2 separate regions of the Homo sapiens genome follow, and region 2 is linked to region 1. A link is a loop called in an ENCODE intact Hi-C map of the cell type or tissue named here. Cell type or tissue: dorsolateral prefrontal cortex. All regions are shown on one strand. Links, peaks and the distances in the headings refer to the core of each region. The heading gives the core; the rest is flanking DNA.

Region 1 (8,822 bases), core at 356-8,355:
GAGTTGGAGACCATCCTGGCTAACGCGGTAAAACCCCGTCTCTACTAAAAGATACAAAAAATTAGCCGGGCGTGGTGGCGGGCGCCTGTAGTCCCAGCTACTCAGGAGGCTGAGGCAGGAAAATGGAACCAGGAGGCGGAGCTTGCAGTGAGCTGAGATCACGCCACTGCACTCCAGCCTGGGTGACAGAGCTAGACTCCATTTCAAAAAACAAAAAAAGGTACCCATTCTAAGATTCAGTTCCATGAGTCTTAAGAAATGTATGCTCTTGTGTAACTACCATCACAAAATCAAGATATAAAATATTCCCACCACTCCCCAAAGCTTCTTCATGCCCTTGCAATCAACCCCGCACCTCACCAGGCTCCAGGCAACAACTGGTATGATTTTTGTCACCATATATTAGCTATGACTTTTCTAGAATTCCAATCATACACCATGTACTCTTTTGTGTCTGGCCTCTTTCACTTAGTATAATGTTTCTGAGATAATCCTATGTCTTAGCATTTTTTGGGTATTTTGTTCCTTTTTACTGCTGGGTAGTATTTCATTGTATGGATGTACCTCAATTTGTTTATCTTTTGACTTATTGATGAATATTTGGGTTATTTTCAATGTGGGGCTATTATGAATAAAGATTCTATGAGCATTTGTGTACATGTCTTTGTATGGATGTATATTTTTATTTCTTTTATGTAAACACTCATGTCTCAAGATGTATTCGAGTCATCTTAATTTATGTAGATGACCGAGTGAAAATACATAGAGGCCAATGCCTTTGAAAGAAGATTTTTATTATTTACATTTCCCAAGAGGAGAGGTCACACCATTCCATGCTGGGGTCATGTGGGGAAGCACCAAGGTTTTTTCAGGAGGCAGAAGCAAGAGTGAGGGGAGAGCCTAGGCCAGAGACTCTATTACAGTTTCCTTGGGAAAGGCAGGGCAGGGGTGGGTAGACAGCATAGGATTGAAAAATATGTGGGCTCTGGGCTATGAGGGTGGTCTCTGGTTGTCCGATACATGGCCCTGGGTGGTTTAGGGCAGGGAAATATTGGTTGGTATGTGAGTTAGATAAGGAGGTGGTTCAGAGTATAGGCTCTGGATCTCAGAGGAGATGTAAACAACTTTGGTTGTTAGTTTGGCCCTGAAATTAACGGATGTCAAATAGACAAATGCAGAATCTAAGAAAATACAAAACTCAAGACTTGAACTATTGTCACAAGGAAGTGTATGTTTAACTTTATAAGAAACCAGTAGCTGTTTTCCAAAGGATTGTACCATATTACATTCTCATCAGCAATGTATGTGAGTTCTAGTTGCTACATGTCTTCCATAACACTTGGTATTGTCAGTCTTTAAAATTTTAGACATTCCAATGAGTGTAGGGTGAAATCTCATTGTGGTTTTAATTTGATTTTCCATAGTGACTAATGACGTTGAACAATTTTCATGTGCTTCTTGGACATCTATAAATCTTTTGTGAAACTCCTTTGTGAAGCATCTGTTCAAATCTTTCCCACATTTTCGGGGACTGCCTTCTTATTGCATTGTGAGAGTTCTTTACATATTATGGATACAAGTCCTTTATCAGATATATGCATTGCAACTATTGTCTGTCAATCTGTTGCTTACCCATTCATTTTCTTAATGGTATTGTCCGAAGAGCATAAGTTTTAAACTTTGGTGAAGTCCAATTTGGCACTTATTTCCTTTAGGGTTCATGCTTTTTTGCATCTTAAGAAACTTTTGCCTATTCTGAGGTCACAAAGATTTTCTCCTGTGTTTTCTTCTAGACTTTCCGTAGTTCTAGCTTAAGCATTTATGTCTATGATTGATTTCAAATGAAGTTTTGTGAATGGTGTGAAGTAAAGGTCAAGGTTCATTTCTTCCCCCGTATGACTATCCAGTTGCTCCAGAAACATCAACGCCCAACTGGCTTGGGCCTGCTTTGACACTGCTGATACAATGGACCCCTGAAGATGTGGCTAATATTCCCATTTGTTCTAAATCTTTCCATTCAATGGCCTTGACCCATTAAATGGAAAGATTTAGTAATGGGGTCACTTCATCACTCACCATGGTGATCCTGCTGACAACATGATCAGATAATATGTCCAACCACCCCTGTATCCTTCTAATGGGGACAGGAATTCTGGACCCCTTTCATGTGCCATCGGGGCTGAGAGTGTCTTGGAATTGGTGGTCTGTTGCAGGCCCAGTCCTTCTGGGCTTGTAGCATCCATAAGATGTTGGTCATTCTGGAGAAGTAAAGAACCATAAATATTCATGGATTCGCCCTTAACAAATATGGACTTTCTATCAGAGGTTTTATTTTCTCAACATCACCCACAACCTCTAGCTTGGGCACCAGCCCAGGATGGAGAAGGTGTTAAATTCCTCCCTATCCAATCAATAGAATCTTACACTAGTTCTATCTTTTCTGATTATCCTCTTCAATCTGACCAAGCTTCTAGCTAAGAAAGCACTCCATTTCTCCCTAAGGACATTGGAAACCTTAATTATTATATCGTGAATTCTCTTGCCTATACCTTTTAGTAAAGATAAAGGTAAACCCAAACTGCTGATAACCCCCAATTTTGCTCTTAATCTATAAAAGAGAAATTCTGGATTTTTAAAAACTCTCTTTTCTCTCAGAAAGCCTAATTTTTTTGAGATGAGGTCTCACTCTGTTGCCCAGGCTGGAGTGCAGTGGTGCAATCAAGGCTCACTCTGTGCAGCTTTGAACTCCTGGGCTCAAGTGGTCCTGCCCCAGCCTTCCAAGTAGCTGGGACCACAGGTGTGTGCTGTCACACCCAGCTAGTTTTAAATTTTTTTGTAGAGATGGGGTCTCACCATGTTTCCCAGGCTGGTCTGAAACTCTTGGCCTCAGGTGATCCTCCTGCCTTGGCCTCCCAAAATGCTGGGATTACAGGTGTGAGCCACCATGCCTGGCCAGAAAGCCTAATTTTTAAGATTATTGTCTAATTTGACACTCTAAGAGAAAAACAAACGTTTCATTCTAGGGAGTCTTTGTTCATCTCCATGAATTAATGAAACTATTGATTGAATAGGGGGAGCAAATGGGCAACTTGATTTTGGGAATATAAAACCACACTGGTCAAGGGTATCTCTTCTGGCAGCATGAACAATTAGATTCTCTGAGTATTCTCGTCTTGCTGAGTGTGAAACACAACTGAGCATGCTGAATAAAATGTAAAAACATTTTTTTAAAAGGTACTGATGAGCTTTCCAGAAACTAAGGGATACTCAAAGGCCAAAAATTAAGTGAAATCTGCAACCCAGAGACTTAAAAGCATTGACATTTTAGGCTTTTGCTATGAGGGAATTTGCCGGGCTGATGAACACCTCACAGGCTTGCTGATGCCCAAGGGCTTGGCTCACAGTAGGAGACTTGCGCGAGGACGTCTTCCTACCCTGCCTCTTCCTTCAGCCCTCCTGCCCTGGTCCCACATCTTCTAGGGCTTTGCTCCTCAAAGCGTGGCCTGCAGAGTTCAGCAGCATAGACATTACCTGGAAATCTGTTAGAGATGTAGAATGTCAGACCCTACCTCAGACTCACCGAATCCTTATCCACATTCTCAGATAACTCATGAAAACATTCAAGTTTGAGAAGCACCTATCTCAGGAGCTTGCAGAAATTTCAATTGTCAGCTTCAGCAATGTCCACCAGGTGGCAGGTTTGCAGCAGGCACAGGTAGCTAGAGCTGCAACCAGCCACCCAATTCTGTAAGTGGCACTGGAAGTTAGGAACAATTGCTCACGAACTGTGGAGGGAATGAATGGAGGGGCGACCCCAGAGGAGACCCCTAATCAAAGAGTGGCGGGTGGTGGGGTGCGAGCCATGAGTTCCCCCTCTCTGGCAGTCCCCAGTTGTATTGGCTAGTGACAGGGACGGGCTATACGCTCTCATTTTACAGACAAAGAAATCAAGGCCCAGAGAAGGAAGGAGACTTAGCCAAGTGCTCAGCAGCGGGAAATAGTGTTAGGGCTGGACTTGGAAGGCAGGTGTCAGGCTGCCTGGCCTGGGCTGAAAGCACTCTGTGGTCTATGCTGACCTGAGCGGCTGCCTCTCCACTCCCTCCCCTCAGATGCTCTTTGAACAGCTATCTTGTTTTCTCTGGAAGTGCTAGAAGCTGCTGTTATAATAATTCAATTCGGATGGCCAGTGGTATTTCCACATGATATAGTTTGGATACTTTCCTCACCCAAAACTCATATTGAATTGTAATCCCCAGTGCTGGAGCTGGGGCCTGGTGGGAGGTGTTTGGATCACGGGCAGATTCCTCATGGCTTGGTGCTGTCTTTGTGATAGTGAGTTCTCCCAAGATTCAGTTGTTGTAAAGTGTGGCACCTCCTGCCTGCTCTCTCTCTCTTTCTCTCTCTTTATCTTTCTCTCTCTTTCACTCACTCCTGCTTTGGCCATGTGAAGTGCCTGCTCCCACTTCACCTTCTGCCATGAGTAAAAGATCCCTGAGGCCTCCCCAGAAGTTAAGCAGATGCTGGAGCCATGTTTGTATAGTCTGCAGAACCATGAGCCAGTTAAACTTCTTTTCTTTATAAATTACCCAGTCTCAGGTATTTCTTTATAGCAGTACAAGAATGGCCTAATACACCACAATACTCAAGGTCCTGTGGCTAGAATCACTGCCTTGGAAGGTCAACTTTGAAAGGACCTCAAAGCCATGCAGTCTAAAACTAGCTTCTAGCAGGGGAGAGAAACAGCTAAGGTCCACGGAGGGGCTCCGACGGCCAGCCCCCACCCCAACCCCCACTGCCATGTCTTGTCATTAGTTCATTTGGGTTTTTTGTTTGCTTTTTTGTTGCTTTGTTTCTTTGGTTGCAATTATGCCTACTCTCATGTCAGAAAGGATTTGTGGTAACCCAAAAATGTATTCAAGGCCAAAAAATTAAAAATAGATAGGTAAGGAAATGGGGCAATGGGAAATTAAAAGTAGAAATGTGGGGGCACTTTCCCTCTAGGTCCTTTGATAGAAGCTTCCATTACTTGTGACACAACAGGGGACACTCAGTTTACTTGTTCGTCCTAGTCCCATGGTTCATGGCCTGGACCTTGGGAAAGTCCCTTCTTTCCTCTGAGTTATCATTTCCCCATGAGCACAGTGAGGTGCTTAGAGATCATATGTTCTGGCCACCTGGGATTCTGACAGTCTGTCATTCAGTTAGGGGTTTCTGAAATACCAGGTTCTTCACAGCAGCCTTCACACCCTTTTTCCTCAGGCTGTAGATGATGGTGTTCAGCATGGGGGTGACCACTCCATAGGAGAGGGAGATGAGTTTGTCTGCAAAATCCTGCTTGTCTGCCCCCAGTGGGTCCTTCGACTTGGGCTTCCCATGCGTGAAGAGGATGGTCCTGTAGAAGATGACCACAACTGTGAGGTGGGCAGAGCAGGTGGAGAAGGCCTTTTGCCTGATCATGTTGATAGAGATGTCAGCACAGGCCAACTTCAGGACAGCCAGGACCTCACAGGTCAAGTGGTTGATGATGTCCCCATAGAAGGGCAGGTGACTGATGACATTTAGTCTCTTCCCTTCCCTTAGGGCAGATGGGCCAAGAACTCCTCTGCTCTGGTGATATCAGCCAGGAGTCAGTCCCAGGTACCCTGTAACTCCAGTGCCAAGACTTTAAACTTTTACTGACCTTTAAGTAAATTTCACTTCACCAGTGAGCCTCTATGACTGGATAGCAAGGGGCCTCCTGCACGTTTTGGCCAAGTTGAAGTTCAGTTATCTCTGAACTTCCCTCCTCCTCATTCCCCATCAGCTCTCACGAAAGACACTGACTTGCTTCTGAGGCTGGTCCTGAGATTTCCCTTGCTTTTTTCAGGGAACTAAAAATCTCTCTTTCGGATTTCTAGGTGCTCACATGTGATTTATCCTGGGTCATCATAAGCTTGTTGACAATCCAGAGGTTTTGCAGTTGGCTTTATTTTACCCTGTGCTTGAAAACCATACAAACTCTGTAGAAATCCATCTCCTCCGAGCTCTGCTTTGTGATCTGACCCCTTCCCAGGTTGCTACAGGAGCACTTCCAGCAAGGAGCTGTGAGACTGTCCTGTACCTGTGCAAGCACACAGTGTCTGTGCCGTGGCCGTTTGGCTCAAGTCAAGAGATGGCTACTGAGCACACCTTCTGTGCCAGGCCTGATTCTCAGTGCTGGGTACTCAGAGATGAAAATCAAAGTTTCTACTTTAAAGAGCTCAATATTTAGGAGAAGACAGACATGCTAAAAAATCAGTGCAAGGGCTATAACAGCAACAGCAGCTGTAGAAGCAGTGGTAGGAGCTATTATCAATTGAATATAAATTTTGTACTAGGAGGCCAGATGCGGTGACTCCCCTTTGTAATCCCAGCACTTTGGGAGGCTGAGGCAGGCGGATTGCTTGAGCTCAGGAGTTCAAAACCAGCTTGGGCAACACAATGAGACCCCATCTCTACAAAATTTTTTTTTTTAGAAAATAGCTGGGTTTGGGGGCATGCACCAGTAGTCCCAGCTATAATCAAGCAGCTTAGCAGCTAAGCCTCAAAATGCATTTTATAACTCTTTTTCCTTTCCCCTTTCTTCCTCCTCCCACCCCCAGTCTCAAGATATAACTTTGAGACAGACTGCTTATGTGTTACCTTTCATCTTGAAATACAGCCTCAGAATGGGCTGTGAACCTCCACTCCCTTTCTTTTCCCATTCTGTGCTCCCATGCCTTATGCACATTTATTTACCTAGATGCTTGTTAAGCACACACCATGCTCACTTATCTGGTCATATGCTTCCTTTGATGCTTCAGAGGTCAGATCCTGATAGGGACCAGACACCTCCAGAATTCTCTGTCCAACAAAAGGTTACCTCAGGGCTGGAACCCACTCTCAGCTGAAGAGTGAACACAAGGTTGACTGTGATTAATTTATAACCTGGTAGGATCCACAATGGCACCAGCCCCTTCACCAAATGGAACAATAATTCAAGATGAGCCATCGGACTGTCATAGCACCTGGCATCTCCTAGCCCCACTTGCCTTTTCCACATTCCAAAATGCCTTCTTTAAAAACCCTTGCATTCCCAGCCAGGCACGGTGGCTCACGCCTGTAATCCCAGCACTTCGGGAGGCCGAGGCAGGCAGATCACGAGGTCAGGAGATTGAGACCATCCTGGCTAACACAGTGAAACCCCGTTTATACTAAAAATACAAAAAAATTAGGCAGGTGCAGTGGCAGGTGCCTGTATCCCACCTACTTGGGAGACTGAGGCAGGAGAATGGCGTGAACCCAGGAGGTGGAGCTTGTAGTGAGCGAGATCGTGCCACCGCACTCCAGCCTGGGTGACAGAGTGAGACTGTCTCAAAAAAAAAAAAAAAAAAAAAAAAAAAACCACCACCACCACCACCACCACCAAAAACCCCTGCATTCCCTCCACAAATTGAAGACTGGAATTTGCTGTCTACTCTTCCCCTTGCTGGCATGTATAATAAAGGAATATGGCTCTTCCGTATCATAACTCGTTATTATTTTGACTTCATTCCACAAGCAGTGAGCAACTAGATCCTTTTGCCAGTTCCACAGCTACTCGGGAGGCTGAGGTGGGAGGACTGCTTGAGCCCAGGATGTTGAGGATGCAGTGAGGCATGATCATACCACTGCACTCCAGAATGGGTGAGACAGCAAGACCTTGTTTCAAAAAAATTAAAAAAATGAAAAATTATGTACTAGGCACCTTATGTACTGTCATTCTCACAACATCCTCAGAAGGAAAGAGCTATCACATCTGTCCTCAGATGAAGAGAGAAAGTGCAATAAAATCCAAAACATATGTCTAAGGAACGGGGGCAGATGTTCTTATTCCACTGGTAAGCCTTTAAGTTGGATCTGAGGCCCAGCCCTATAACTAGGGCTGTTTTCCTCTTTGCTTTTAAATGTAAAGGTCAGACTAAAAGACTGAATGAATATCCATCTGCCCCTGACGTCTTCCATACACAGGTCAGGTCAGGATCTGTAGGGACTCTGTCTGGGCCCCATGTCTCCAAGGTCAGATTCCTCTCTGACCCAGGGCTGGATGTTTTGATTCCCCTTGAGCAGCTCCTCTTCCGTCCTGGGAAGGAAGCCATATGGTTTATTCCACAAATTGAATCATGGTTCAAACCTTCATTCTCTTGTAAGAAGAAAGATGAGGGATGTTTCTATTTTGGGATCACTTAAGCCTAATTAATTTGATTTGGAAGTATTCATGTTTGGAGTGTTTGCCAGTGTTTTTCTTTCAGTGGTCATGCAAAATAGTCAGAAACAGTCACAGGATGGATGCTCTCTGCTTAATCAGGGTTTCCTAAAACACACCACCGTACAGGCCATTCTTCAATTCTGGCTTTTGTTCCGCTCATAGACAATGGTAGGCCCAAGCTTGGAAGGAGCCTTAGGGACTAATCAGGCCAATTCCTGTGCAAAGCATACCAGCCTTACTACTTCCTTGATCACGGTCCTCCAGGCTCAGCTGGAATACAAATGCCCCTCAACTTACAATGGCGCAACGTCATGATAAACCCATCATAAATGGAAAATATTGTAAGTTGAAAATGCATTTAATACCCTTAACTTGCTGAACATCATAGCTTAGCCTAGCCTACCTTAAATGTGCTCAAAACACTTACAGCAGTCTACAGTTGGGCAAAATCATCTAGCACAAAGTAATTTTATAAGAAAGTGTTGAATATCTCATGTAATTTATTGACTACTATATTGAAGGTGAAAAAAATGGTTGTATGGGTACTTGAAGTACAGTTTCTACTGAATGTGTATCA
Region 2 (8,822 bases), core at 333-8,332, 60 kb after region 1:
AAAACCTTGGTTTTATCATTGTACATTGTATACAGATATTGAAATGTCACCTTGTACCCCAGGTAACAAATAAAAATTAACTCACAATGGATCGCAGATTTAAATTTAAAGGGTAAAACTATAACTCTTCTAGCAAAAAATATAGGAGAGAAACCTTGAAACATACAGCATAGTGGAGAGTTCTTAGGCATAACAACAAAAAGCAAAATTCATGAAAAAAAGATAAATTTGGATGTCACCAAAACAACTTTCAAAATCTGACAGTATAAAACAACAATAACAATAATTCAATTAGAAAATGGGCAAAATACATGAAGAGACATCTTGTCCAAACAGGATATACAGTGGCAAATAGCAATGAAAAGATGTTCAACATCACTAACTTTTATGCAAACGCAAATTAAGACCATAAGGTATCACTTCACACCTATTGAAACAGGTAGAATAAAACATGTTCACAGCACTGAAGTTGGCAAGGATTCAGAGAAACTAGATCTCTCACACGTTATTAGTGGGAGGTGTATATTGACACACCTACTCTGGAAAACAGGCAGTTCCTAAAAAACTAAATATATGCTTACCATATAACTCAGCAATTACACTAAACTAAATAACACTCTGGCATTTATCCCAGGAAATCAACATTTATGTCTGCACAAAAAAAGCTACTATACAATTGTTCACAGTAGCTTTATTTGCAATAACCAAAAATTGGGACAACAAAAATGTCCTAAAATGGGTGAATGAATAAACAAACTTTGGTACATCCATGCCATAGAATACTACTCAGCAATAAACAGAAATTAACTACTGATACATGCAGCAACATGAATAGACCTCACAGCATTACACTGAGTGAGAAAAAGTCAGTATCAAAAGATTACAAACTATATGATTCCATTTCTATAACATTCTCAAATGACCAAATTGTGGGGATAGAAAACAAATTAGTGGCTGCCAGGGGTTACAGATGGGGAAGGGAGGGGAGTAGGGATGACTAGAAAGGGATAGCATGGGGGAGACCTTTGTGGTGATAGAATAGTACCATGTCTTGATTGCGCTAGTGGTCGTATGAATCCACACATGTGATAAAATGAAATAGAACTATACACATACACATTGCACCAATGTCAATTTCCTGGTATGCTATTGCGTATTGAATATTGTGTATTTAGGTAAGGTGTAACAAGCAGGTGAAACTAGCAGAAGGATACAAGAGACATCTTCGTACTATCTTTGCCACTTTCTATGGATCTATAATTATTTCAAAGTTTAGAGGTTTTTAAAACAGGTAACAATAATTCAATGCCTTCTCATAATAAATATTCTTAGCCAACCAGGAACAAAAGGGAACATTCTTTTGAATGTTATCTATGAAAATCTATGGCAAATATCATACTAAATGGTGAAAATAGTGAAAGTATTCTCTGTGAGATGGGAATGAGGTAAGGATGTTTGCTATTGCCACTTTTCATTCGGCATTGAACTGAAGGAACCAGCTTGTGCAGCAAAGCAAGAAAAAGAGACAAGAAGTCTAAAATTTTTGAAGCAAGAAAAACAACCATCATTATTCACAGATGATATTACTTGTGACCTATGAGAAAATCTAAAATAATTTACAGACATATTATAAGAATTGAAAACAGTTTATGAGAATAGATTGTGGGGACAGATTTTTAAAAAATGAAAATAAATTTTAAAAGAAATAGAAAATAAAAATTTTATTTAAAAAAAAAAAAAAAGAAAAGAGAGTTTAGCCAGGTCACTAGACACTAAATTAACAGCAAAAAGAAATCTACTGCATTTCTACATTCCAGCAAGAGAAAATGAAATTTTTTTAAAGATACCAAGAAATATACATTAACTAGGGGTAAACCTGGCAAAGAGCTCCAAGATCTTTAGGCATGGAAGTATAAATTATAAAAAATTTTGAATAATATTAAAATAAAGAGAGAACAGTCTATCAATCACAGGTGGGAAAACTCAATGTTATAAAGATGTTAGTTCTCTTCAATTTGATCTATAGAGTCAATGCTATCCCAATTTTATTTATTTATTTATTTATTTATTTATTTATTTAAAGACAGAGTCTCACTCTGTTGCCCAGGTTGGAGTGCAGTGGCGTGATCTCAGCTCACTGCAGCCTCCACCTCCTGGGTTCAAGCGATTCTCCTGACTCAGCCACCCGAGTAGCTGGGATTACAGGCATACGCCACCATGCCTGGCTAATTTTTGTATTTTTAGTAGAGATGGGGGTTCACCATGTTGGCCAGGCTGGTCTCGAACTCCTGACATCAAGTGATCCACCCACCTTGGCCTCCCAAACTGCTGAGATTACAGGCGTGAGCCACCGCAGTCAGCCCTATCCCAATTTTTAAACCACAGAAAGAAATATTGTAGAATTTAATAAGCTGGTTGTATAGTTTATATAGAAGAACAAAAGGACTAACAACAGCTATGACATATTTGAAGAAGTATTGGGTGGAGATGAAGGGAGGTACCCTACGAGAAATGAACACATACTATAAAGCAATCAATGAGGGCAGTGTAGTGATGACACAGGAATAGACAAGTAAACCAATGGAAACGATTAGAAACGCCACACACAGATCCATTCCTGTTAGGAGACCTGATGCATGGCAGAGATGGTATTGCAGATCGGTGGAGAAAGGATGGGTTGTAAATTCAATTAGGAAAATCGGGAATATGTATGTATACCAGGAGAAATGTACAAAATATTCATAGCAGCATTCACTGGGAAGCAACCCAATTATTCATCAAAGTAGAATGTATACATAAGCTATGCTACATTCATTTAATGGATTTTAACAATGTAAATTAACAAACTTAGCTACGCTCATAAACATAGACGAATCTCACAAACATAATAATATTGAGTGAAGAAACAAGTCAAAAAGAATACCTACGACTGATACCATTTATCCAGAGTTTAGAAAGAGGCAAGCCTAAATGATACTGTTTAAGGATGCATACATAGATGATAAAGTTTAAGAAAAGCAAGGAAATGGTTATAACTAAAATCAGGAGTGTAGTTATCTCTGGAAGGAGGGAAAGAGGACTAGGATCAGAAAGGGATACTGAGGGAGCCTCAAAGGTACTGGCAATGTCTGTCTCTTAAGTTAGGTGGTAATTGCTAATATTCTCTAGATTAAAAATATGTTTTATATACTCTTATATTAATGTGTACATGTGTGCTATATTTCACATTTTAAATTATTACACATACCAAAAATTTTAAGTACCAAGTTTTAGATACTATAATGCCATATAACTTCTCACCTATCAAATTGGCTAAGCCCCAAAGGCCAACATACTATGTTGGCAGAGTGTGGAAAAACAGACATTCTCATTCACTGATGAGAGGAACGTGTGAATTTGACAATCTCTATCAAAATTACAAGTGAGCATAAAACAGATATATTTTCACCACATGTGCTAAATTATGACTATGCAATGGTATTTGTTGTAGCATTGATAGTAATAGCCCAAGGTTGGAAAATCAATGGCCATCAGTGGCTGGGTGCAGTGGCTCAGCCTGTAATACCAGCACTTTGGGAGGCCGAGGTGGGCGGATCACTTGAGGTCAGGGGTTCAAGACCAGCCTGGCCCACATGGTGAAACCCCATCTCTACTAAAAAATAAAAAAAATTAGCCATGTGTGGTGGCACACGCCTGTAATCCCAGCTACTCGGGAGGCTGAGGTGGGAGACTTGCTGGAACCCAGGAGGCGGAGGTTGCAGTGAGCCAAGATTGTGCCACTGCACTCCAGCCTGGGCAATAGAGTGAGACTCCATCTCAAAAAATAAAAATAAAATAAAATTAGCCGGCGTGGTGGTGCACATCAGTAATCCCAGCTACTCGTAGGCTGGGGCATGAGAAACGCTTGAATCCAGAAGGCAGCAGTTGCTGTGAGCCAAGATCTGCACTCCAACCCGAGTGACAGACCAAGACTCCATCTAAAACCAAAAAAAGACCACCGGTAGCCGACTGGCTAATTAAAGGATGGCACACCCATTCTTTAACATACACAATGGAGTGTATGTAGCCATTTAAAAGAATGAGGCAGCAATTTTTTTTTTCAGGAAAACTCTCCAATGTATATTTTTAAATGAGAAAAGGAAGATAGTAAAACAATGTATATTTCTGCTTAGCTTGTCTCAAAAATATTTATTAGTATAGAATATCTCTAGGGAAAAAAATCACACAAGAAATTGCTAATATTGCTTGCCGCAAGAGAGAATGACTGAGTAATTGGAGAGTGAGGCTTAATTTTTAATATATACACTTCTGCATCTTAATTTTGTTCCAAGTCAAGTAATACCTACTAATAATTATGACAGTCGTGGTGATGATGATGATGATGACTACAAGTGATGAAAAAGAGAATCAGGTGTATTGAGACTGAAATCCCAGCTCTGCCACTCACTAGTGATCATTGGTAAATTGCTTAACTTTTTGAAGGCTGTCCCTCAAATGAAAACATCGGGGGATCATACGAATCTCCTGGGCCGACTGAAAGTAGGTGCTCAACACACATGCGTCACATGCATACCGTATATGTACGGTGTTTGTCAGTGTGCCCGGCACATGGTAGCGCTCCATAGATGGAGCTTGTGCTGCTGCTGCTGCTGCTGTTGGAAGACATCTGTCTTGTCAACCATTCTGGATCTCTAGGACTTCAACCTGGGGACAAGGTGCTCTTCCCTGAAGCGAGCACCATCTTTGTTTCTCTGACACCTGAGGGAAAGCTCAGGGGGGAGCCAGCATTTTTGAGGTCTCCTCTCCATGTCCAGTGGCTGGGCCCCTGTCACCACCTCTAATTGGGATGGGGTGTGGTCCCTGGAGCTCCCAGGTATGCATCGACCTGTGCCCTGTGCACATGTGGCACTCCAAACTTTAAATTACTTGTGGGATTAGCAGGGCCCTGGAGTAACTAATGTGTCAGGGGCCCCATAGAGTACACGGTGCGGCTCGAGGATTCCTTCGGCTGCTGGGGAAAACCTACCTTCGGGATTTCTGGGCCTCAGGCCAGGAAGCCAGATCCTCTTCATGAAGAGTCTGGAGCTGGGACAGCAGCATTTAGCCAGCACAGCTGAAAGGAATGAAGTGAGAGAAACACCACCAAAGGCTAAAGTGCCCACACGATTTAAGAGGAAAAAGAAGAAAGAGGGTCTCCCAGGTAAGGCAGGGGCATGTCGGGGGTCTTTCTCTGGCACAGTGTCTAGCCAGGGATCCAGGGAGGAACTGAGAATTGCGTGTGGAATCAGGAGACTCAGAAGCGGCCATCGCGCAAGAAGCAGATGGGGAGAGCTGGGCTGGGGCGGGGGCAGGGATGGGGCGGGGCAGGGATGGGGACATGCCTCTTGCAGGACGTTTGCCTCAGATGCGCTTTCCTCCTCGCCCCGCCTCTGCTTCCAGAAACCTCCCAGCTGCCACTGGTCCTAAGCAGCAGCTGCTGCTGGGGCAGAGAGGAGCTGCTGGGCTCCCAGTGCCCGCCGGGGACCCCATGAACCAAGTCCCCTCCCTGTCCTTGCTGCTCTGTCCCTACGCAAGCCCCGAGGGGGCCTGGCAGGGCTTCCATCCCACTCCACAGGCGAGGAAGGGAGGCTCAGAGGAAAAGCGGACTCCCTCAGGGTCAGGGGGCGAGAGGCAGGTGGGCCTGTACCCAGCCCTGTCTCTAAGCCCACTCTGCGGCTAGCGCTTTCCGTTTCTCTCACCCGCCTCTGAGAAATGCTGAGATTTTTTCTGAATACAAAATAACTCGTATCCATGGTATTCAGAGAAAATTTGGGAAACACTGAAGAGGTACCGAGAGGAATGCTCTGCCCCTATGGATTTTGCTATCTTTTCTTTCCAGTCGCTTTTTTTTTTTTTTTTTTTTTTTTTTGAGATGGAGTCTCTGTCATCCAAGCTGGAGTGCGATGGCGTGATCTCGGCTCACTGCAACCTCCGCCTCCCGGGTTCAAATGATTCTCCCACCTCAGCCCCCGAAGTAGCTGGGATTACAGGCACATGCCACTATGCCCTGCTAACGTTTTTTGTATTTTTAGTAGAGTCGGGGTTTCACCATGTTAACCAGGCTGGTCTTGAAATCCAGACATCAAGCGATCTGCCTGTCTCGGCCTCCCAAAGTGCTGGGATTATAGGCGTGAGCCACTGCGCCCGGCCTCCAGTCACTTTCTATCCACATGATTGCTTACCTAATTGAGATCATAATAGTGTGTGCAAGTTTGACCTTGCCCTTTTAATTTATCATTATGCTATAGTAATATTAGCATGGAGAAAATTACCAATAGGACTATGAGGTCTGTCTAATATTCCATTATGTGAAAAGCATGATTTACTTAGGCACTTATTGGTGGAGAGCTGTATTGTTTTCTATTTTCATTCACAAATACTGCTGTGATAAATACCTTTATTGAGAGATCTTGGCCTCCATGCTCACTGATTCTTTAACACATTTCCTGAAGGGAGAACAGCTGAGGTGAGGGGCAGGCAGGTTTTTTGAATTTTTCCTTTTCCTAGGCAAATTTCCCTCCAGAAAGGCTGCATGAGAGTGTATGGCGCTCTTTTTACAGCACCACGTTGCCTCCTACTTCTCATCTGCCTGCTGGCTCCAGAACAGGTAGAGACAAGACCATGAGCCAAGCCAGGTCCCTGGGACAAACCAAGGCTCCATGCCTGCAGGAAGCGGCCACTGAGCCCAAAGCTTCCCCTCTTCCCCTTGCTCTCCCTAGCTGCCTCCCACCTCCCCGCTTCTCTCCCTCCTCTTATGGGGCTGCAGGTGCCAGACCTCTTTGTTTGCTTTCATTCTGAATCCCTTCCAAAACCTGACATAGCTCTACTAACTGTTGAATGTTTCTTGATGGACAACCAGGAATTCAGATCTCCCCTTCACACAGACACACACACACACACACACACACACACACCCCTCACATTCATCAGTGTGGGCAGCCACCTTCATCAAGGACCGCTCCCTGCTTGCAGAGGTCAGCACTGGAGGGTCCACGACAACCCTCAGAGCTGGGATGCCCTGGGAAGCAATTATTCAGCCTTCTCATGGAGCACATGGGGAAACTGAGGCCTAGGGGGGAGAAGAGACTTACTCCAGCTTGATGGAATATCCATCACCCAGGCAGGGGTAGTTCCACTAGCTCTGATCTCAGAGTGCAGAGTCTTCCCAGCTGTACAGTTCATTTCAATTAAACAAATGTACTCAGCAACTTTTCATAACAGACAGAGGCTTCCACAGAGGCAGCTCTCAAGGAGGCCAAATCCCACGCATCATTCATGCCCACAGGATGTTATTCATGGATAGAAACTTCTGTGTGCATAGATTTATCTTGTGGGAATGCGCAGTGTGGCTTCCCTAACAGAAATCACTTTCCTTGGCCTCTGCAACCACAGCATCTGCTTGAATCTGGTTTGTGGCACTGAATATAATGTTTGCTTTTCTTCATTTTCTGGAGTGGGTGAGAGGTGCACTAGGAGGAACAGGAGATAAGCTGGGGTGGAAGTTCAGGGTGGGGCACTCAGAGGGGGTCAGCTTGCACTGAGCAACCAGGAACACCCTTCTGTGCTGTATGAAGGGATGGGAAGAGGGGAATAGGATTGCACAGGAAATACCTTGAGACCCATGGTTGTGTAATGGGGGAAGCTTCTCCTGGGTTAGACCAATCGTTCTCTTCTGGGTATAATTTTGCACCGTCCCCCCCGCCAACCCCCCCCCCCCCGCCCCAACACACACACCTTTCCCCTGGAAGCATGTGGCAGCGTCTGGAAACATTTTGATTGTTACAACTCAGGGTAGAAGGTGCTATTGGCAACTGATTGGTGGAGGTCAGAGACTCTGCTAAACATCCTACAATGCACAGGACAGCCCTCACACCAAAGGGTTATCCAGCACAAAATGTCAATCGTAAAGAATTTGAGAAACCCTGAGTTCCATTTAGGGTGGGAGGTGCACTGCCTGACAACACATCTGACATAAACCCTCCCCCATGACTGAAGAGAGAGTGTTGGACAGACAGTGAGACTGGCCAGAGAATACACAGAGCTAATTGAGATCATAACAGTGTGTACAAGTTTGACTTTGTCCTTTTAATTTATCATTATGCTATAGCAATATTAGCACAGAGAAAATTATAAATAGGACTATAAGATCTGTCTAATATTGGAGGGACAGAATCTTTTGCAAAGCTGTGCACCAAAAGAGAAAAGCAGCTGTTTCGTGAAAGAACTCAGGACTAGGTCTTGGAATCCAACTCCAGCTCTGCCATTCAACCCCAAGGAGCAAATTTATCTTCTGAGCTCCAGTTACTTCACCTGTAAAACCTGAATGATAATATCTTCTCCATGAGCTGTTTCAAGAAATATGGCACAGCTTATATTCCTTAATATTAGTGAGAATCCCTAATATTCTCACTAATATTAATATTAACCACTCATCTTCCATCATCCACCCACTCTTATACACACTCATAGAGCCACTGTCATTAAGAAGGAGCTATCAAAATATTATCTATGAGTACTTTGAATTTAGAGTCAGGGAAATTGCAAGTAAGAGACTAGATATCCTCTATACAAAGGCATATAAGTCTTCCTATAAGCCAGCTGCTTGCATAGAACTCAAGAATGGAGTCAGAGAGTCAGAAGATAATGCAAGAATAAAATGCAAACATAAAAGGACAAAGAAAAAACATTCTTAGTCATTCACGGTTAGGAATTTCACAGACATCCTAATGAGATGGGATCAGAAGTTAATGCCATATACTCTACTATCGATAACTATAGTTAGA

What was found. Peaks named below come from ENCODE experiments on the same cell type or tissue, not always from the same donor. Only the 100,000 strongest peaks of a DNase experiment are listed, where the experiment ranks them.
Region 2: it touches region 1 in a loop (2.1-fold over the local background); 93 of 110 quality-filtered maps call a loop at or near these places.

What each region holds. Positions count from the first base shown.
Region 1 is chr9:36,018,490-36,027,311 of GRCh38, reverse strand. It overlaps the pseudogene OR2AM1P. Among named protein-coding and RNA genes, the nearest start is that of RECK, 14 kb to the left of the region's middle. In dorsolateral prefrontal cortex, for the core only: CTCF peaks have their summits at 3,488 and 3,690 (motif pointing right); a DNase peak (open chromatin) is centred at 3,711.
Region 2 is chr9:35,958,939-35,967,760 of GRCh38, reverse strand. No RefSeq gene overlaps it. Among named protein-coding and RNA genes, the nearest start is that of OR2S2, 5.2 kb to the right of the region's middle. In dorsolateral prefrontal cortex, for the core only: no CTCF peak of the experiment used is centred there; a DNase peak (open chromatin) is centred at 5,036.